2 separate regions of the Homo sapiens genome follow, and region 2 is linked to region 1. A link is a loop called in an ENCODE intact Hi-C map of the cell type or tissue named here. Cell type or tissue: endothelial cell of umbilical vein. All regions are shown on one strand. Each heading gives the region's core, and the rest is flanking DNA. Links, peaks and the distances in the headings are about the cores only. Region 1 overlaps AHR (aryl hydrocarbon receptor). Region 2 overlaps LINC02888 (long intergenic non-protein coding RNA 2888).

Region 1 (2,921 bases), core at 254-2,753:
CGTACTGTCCAGGTGAACAGATTCAGTGATGCATACAGTACAGCCATATCCTAGGGATTTTCACTGTTTCTTCTCAGATAGTGTTATGGCTGAAATAAATTATTTGTCATTTCCCATACATAATTTGTACTTGCTCATCCCCATACTTGTGTTTTTACGTCCTTTCCTCTTAGAGTCTTTTCTCCTGTCTTATTGATTTGCTACCCACCTCCCTTCCTCTTTAAAACATTGTTTTTAAAGGCTGCATAATACTCTGTTGTACTAATATTCTATAATTTTTTTAACTGTTTTTCTTTTGGGAGGAAATTTTATTCCCAACCATTTAATACTTTAATATTTCAGAGAATACCCTTGGGACGTGTAAATTTTAATGCAAATTTATTTTTTTAGGAAAAAATTCCTGTAAGGGAATTTTGGGATAGAAAAGTATGTGTTGTTTTAAGGTTGAACCAAATCGTACACTCCAAGAGATAGTATCAAATTAAGAAAAATTTACTAATTACATTCCATCATCAATCTGGGGATGTGACTATATCTTTGCATTTTTGCTTAAAAAATATTATTGTCAATTTCATAGGCAAAAGTGTGGTTGGTAATTAAAGTTATATGTTGGGATCATGGTTATGTATAGGAGAAGCACTTGTATTTGCAGATTTTCTACTTAGGGTGTCCTTTACGTATTCATTTGTTTTGTCTTACATTTTTCAGTCATCTTTTAGTTTGTTCTTTTTACTTCTTTCTATTGAAATATTGTTTTAAAATGTATTCCTATTAAATAATACTGGCAGATTTTAAAAGTCAATTATATATGTGGCACATCTTAAGTATAGCATGTGAGGCCTTATCTTTTGATGTCTTACTGTGGTAGTTAGGGATTTTAGTGCTGTCTTGTCTCACTTTAACCTTTTTCACCTTCCTGCATCCTCCCAATATATTTTATCACAATTTTGGATTATATACACATTAGTGTTGTATTATTTTTGACTGTATATTGTTTACTGTTTAGCTAAGTAATATACTGTGATTATATTTGCCTTCCTGTTCTATGCTATTATTGATTTCTTTTCTACCATCTTCCTGTTTATTAGCATCTGGGTTTAGCTGTCACTTAGGTTCATCGGAGACAGAGTTTGTGTTTCTGGCTCCTGCTTTTCTTGTTTTGGTGTGGTTTTCTGGAAGAGAAGGGTAGTTGCAGAAAGCTAGATATTCTGCCGTCACAGAAACAGAAGTGTCTTGCCTGTATTTAAGACCCGATTTAGATGCCACATCTCCATGAACTCTTTTGCAGCACCTGTGTTACTGAGCAATATATTATGCTTGATTTTGCCATGTTATAAAATATATTTCCTCCTAGTAGGAAAAAGAATGTCTTTAAAGATAGGACTATTATTTGTCTTTGAAACTACCAGAGCTTCCCAGTACAGTACCATGCACTTAGTACATATTTGAGATGTACTAATTTAACAATTAACTACCACTTAAAATTTTTTTGGTAATGTTTTAGTGATTCTGGTAAGGCAGATACATTTTATGCGGGTTCGAGGGGGAATAAAAATGTGTGTTTGCGTAGAAGAAGGGGGAGGGGAAACAATGAGTTTTCCAGGATTATGGAACTAGTAGTGGTTTCTAGGCCATATTTCATTTTCCTGATCTTCCCTGCTAATGTCTTGTGCTAGAAACTATGCTGTTTATATCTCATCATCTCTCCTCAGGTATAGCAAACAAAAGGGAAAGGAAAGAACTCATCACAATTATAGGGCAGCAGCAGGAGGGTGGCAGAAGACTTCTGACTCATTAAAAGTGGCTTCCAGCCAGAATTCTCAGAAGTTTTTGTAGATGTTTTTGACTCATATAGGGAAATAAAATATCCAGCTGTGTTCAGCCTGACAATGAAGTTGGGGTCTATTTGTGCTATGTGTCACCTCCATTACATTAAGCACATAGTTTATGATTGTAAATATTTGAAATTTATATTCAGAGATAAATACGGATGCACTGAAGCTGGGGGAAGGAAATGAAGAATGAATGGGGTTAAGAGTTGGGCTTTATTGGGTGTAGGTAGTATGGTAGGGGGATTTTATTGAGGAATACTTCAGATTTCCTAGCTGTTAGATGGAGAGTAGCACCATAGTGCTGAGAAGCGGGTGCCCAACTCCAGGGGAATGTTGAATGGAAGGGCACAGGGTCAGGTACAGGGACTGGAAATAAAGATAAACAAGTTATGGGTAAGTAGACCAACGCAGTAAGAGTAGATTAAATCACCCCGAGGAAAAATCCGATAGAGCAAACTCAGTACTGTGAGAGGCAATCTCTTGTTAAAAAACGTCACTTTGATCTCATAGGATTACTGAAACCATATCTTTGCATGTCATTTTGAGGTTTTATAATGAATATTATATAAAACAGTTATATTTATGAGTAAACTTGGTTAATTTTTTCAGCTTTGCTTCAAACACTGGCTACAAATGATGAACCTCATAGACTTTTTTGATGGAGATGTTAAAAAGGCTTTCAAGATAGCATTCAGACTGGCATTGGGCATACTGTTGGGCCTGTTACCACCAGCAGTTAAAGCTTGCAGGGCTTCTAAACAGAAGCATGGCATGCAGTCAGCTGGAGTCTTGATTTCATAACAATTTTACAGATTGGGACAAGATTTTTGAGGTAAAGGTTTCAAAAAATAATAAGTTACTCCTTTGCCTGACCAACATCATACGGTCTATTTCAGGAGATGTTTGAACTCCAGAGCTCCCAAATCCAATCTTACAGGGATGTTTATTTATATTTCAAACAGGCTTTTCCTTAAATAATGGTTAGCAGTGTCCTTTCTTAAAGATTCGAAGACAATACAAAAGTAAAAATATTAGCGTAATCCAAGTCAAGTGCAGTTAATGTAAGATTACTCTATTTTTAATTGTTCT
Region 2 (2,921 bases), core at 102-2,601, 140 kb after region 1:
GCATAGTAGAAAGAGCATGAACTCTGAGAGAATTATCCTTAGGCTTAAGCCTTGGCTTCTCTATTTCCTACCCATGTGTCCTTGGATGAGTTATTACTCTCTTTCAGCCTCAGTTTTCTCATCTACTATCTATCTGAGGGTAACAATACTTCAGAGCTGCTAGAGGAATTCAATGAAATAACATGTAAATTTCCTTAAAATATGCCCACAGCATGGGAAGCATTTAATGAATAGTAGCAATTCTAATATCTAAGTGATAGCTGCCAATTCATTAGATATGGGCATGTTCAGAATGGTCCATTGACTTATACTTGCCCCATTATGTATATATGAGGACAATAAAAAGTTGCCCAGTTGATTTTTTATTGCCCTCTTATATGTACATGCATTATGTAGACAGCCTGCTCAATGGGTATTTATTATAATAATGAAGTACACAGTCTAATGTTTCTCTTCATTTGTATAAGCTTTAAGAAAGCCCTGTTTTTTCAGCTTTTTTGGTACATAAATTCATGGCAGTTTGGTTATAATCCCCATCGTTTTGTTTGATTTTCCCTGCATTTCTTAAATTAAGAAATATCCATATATTGAGATTAGCTGTAACTAACTCATGGTGTTCCTTCCTTTTGCCATTTCCTCCCTTTCCATCTTCTTGTAATTTAAACTTTCCACATCCTAGAGTGAGAAATATGAGTCCCCAGTTTTTCCACAGCTTCAATAAGCAGGCTGGAAAATGTTTTAATGGACTGCTAGAACCAATGACTATTAGTGGCTTTCCCCCATCTTCCTGAAGGTTTTCCTGTCCAACCCTTCTCTCCCTTTCATGTCCTCCACATCTTATCAGTTGTAATGAATTGAACCCGTAGTAGCAGCGCTAGAAGAGCTGTTTCTTAGTTTAAATGGTAGTCATACTATTTTGCAACTAAAATTAATTTTATACTCTTTTAATGAATTCTTTATTTTCCTGTTCTGTTTATTTTGAAATGAAAACTCCTAAAATATTTTTCTCTGTACACCTAGTTGTACCCAGAGGAGACAAGAGATCTAGAAATATCCTTAATGCGTACCTGAATATTCTTTCTATCCCAATATGTACCCAGTTTTTAAAACATTTTTCCCATATGTAAGTGTTATTCAAAAGTTTTCCTAGAAAAGTCATATTCTGGGCATGCTATGTTTTTGCTGAAGTGTCTAGGCTTTGTTTTTGTCCTGTCGGGGATATGACTTGTGAGTTTTCCTTTATCTGTGAGAGAAAGTTGACCTTTTGTGCTAATTCCATTTCCTGGTGAGTCAGCCTTCTTTCTTTTGGGCTTGCCTATTGCTCAGTGCCAACTCTTACATTCCACTAATTCAGCACCTGTCCCTTCTTAAACAGGTTGTTCAAACCCCCATGCTAGCCCCATCTTTGACCCAGTGACTTCTTTGGGTGGCCAGTTATTTAATTTTTCAAAGCCTCTGTTTTGACATGTGAAAAAAAATAAAAATAACATTATCCTAGCAGGGCATATTAAATAATGCAAATGAGGGTAGCTACCAATGATAAATTTTACTAGGAAGGAGGTAATGCTGAAATAATGAGAATTTATCTTATCATAAAAATTTAACTTGTGGGCAGCTCCAAATAAGTAGCAATTTCCCTTTTCTTACTATTTTCCTCCAGGAATTTGGGCTGAAATTATTCAGGATCCATTTTCCTTCACGTATTTCCATTTCAAAAATGGTAGAATGGAAAGGAATAGAAGTAAATTTGAAGGATTTTCAAAGCTTACTTAGGAGTTTGGCATGGAGAGGGGAAAGCTGTCACAGCTATTGATGAATTTATTCAGTAACTACTGAGTGCCTACTCAGTGCTGCATCACTGTTTCTATATGGAAAGGAACTATCCCTCTGGGACAGTGTTTCCTTAGTGGGGTTAGCAGTCCAAGGAGCAAAGCATATGTGTGTTTCTATAAGCAATGGAAAAAGGATACTCCAAGAATCCTATATATGTAGCTGTTTGCTGATTCCAAGAGGGCAGCTAAGACTTTTTGGAAATAGGAATAGGAATCAACCTAGCACAATGCTTTGCATGTTGTAGGTGTTCAATATGTGGTCATATTGAGGGAAAAAAAGGAGAAAGAAGACAGGCATAGGATGGACAGATGGACAGATGATTAGTTAAGTAGGAAGATTCTCCCTTAAAGATATGTCTCTACTCTGCCAATCTTTGTTAAAAAAAGAAAAAAAGAAAAGAAGATATTTAAAAGTAGAGAGTTTATATGAAGTCTAATTAGAAGGTCTTGTTACACTCTGAAAGAGTGCCAGAATATCAGAATATGAACCACAAGATCATTATTTTCTTTTTCTTAACTTTTTTTTTTTCGTTTTTGTTTTTCTTTTTCTTTTTCTTTTTTTTTTGAGATGGAGTCTTGCATTGTTGCCCAGGCTGGAGTGCAGTGGTGCAATCTTGGCTCACTGCAACCTCCACCTCCCAGGTTCAAGAAATTCTCCTGCCTCAGCCTCCCTAGTAGCTTGGATTACAGGTGCAACCACCATGCCCAGTTAATTTTTGTATTCTTAGTAGAGATAAGGTTTCACCATGGTGGCCAGGCTGGTCTTGAACTCCTGACCTTAGGCGATCTGCCTACCTTGGCCTCCCAGAGTGCTGAGACTGAATTTTATTGAAAGCCGTTTCTGCATTTATTGAGGTAATCATGTGTTTTTCATCTTTAGTTCTGTTTATGTGATGAATTACATTTATTGATTTGCATATGTTAAACCAACTTTGCATCCCAGAGATGAAGCCTACTTGACTGTTGTGGATTAGCTTTTAGGTATGCTGCTGGATTCGGCTTGCACGTATTTTGTTGAGAATGTTTGCATCAATGTTCAGCAAGGATATTGGCCTGATGTTTTTTTTTGTTGTGTCTCTGCCAAGTTTT

The links. Hi-C counts contacts between places; a loop is a spot of excess contacts. Peaks named below come from ENCODE experiments on the same cell type or tissue, not always from the same donor. Only the 100,000 strongest peaks of a DNase experiment are listed, where the experiment ranks them.
Region 2: a loop joins it to region 1, with 5 times the contacts of the local background. A loop is called at or near these places in 4 of 110 quality-filtered maps.

Annotation. Positions count from the first base shown.
Region 1 is chr7:17,303,359-17,306,279 of GRCh38, forward strand. All of the region lies in intron 1 of AHR (aryl hydrocarbon receptor), which reads left to right. Among named protein-coding and RNA genes, the nearest start is that of AHR, 6.2 kb to the left of the region's middle. In endothelial cell of umbilical vein, for the core only: no CTCF peak of the experiment used is centred there; a DNase peak (open chromatin) is centred at 1,813; H3K27ac peaks cover 1,775 bases.
Region 2 is chr7:17,443,597-17,446,517 of GRCh38, forward strand. The region is part of intron 1 of LINC02888 (long intergenic non-protein coding RNA 2888); the gene reads left to right. The region is part of intron 4 of LOC105375172 (a long non-coding RNA gene); the gene reads right to left. Among named protein-coding and RNA genes, the nearest start is that of LINC02888, 70 kb to the left of the region's middle. In endothelial cell of umbilical vein, for the core only: no CTCF peak of the experiment used is centred there; DNase peaks (open chromatin) are centred at 735 and 1,265; H3K27ac peaks cover 1,469 bases.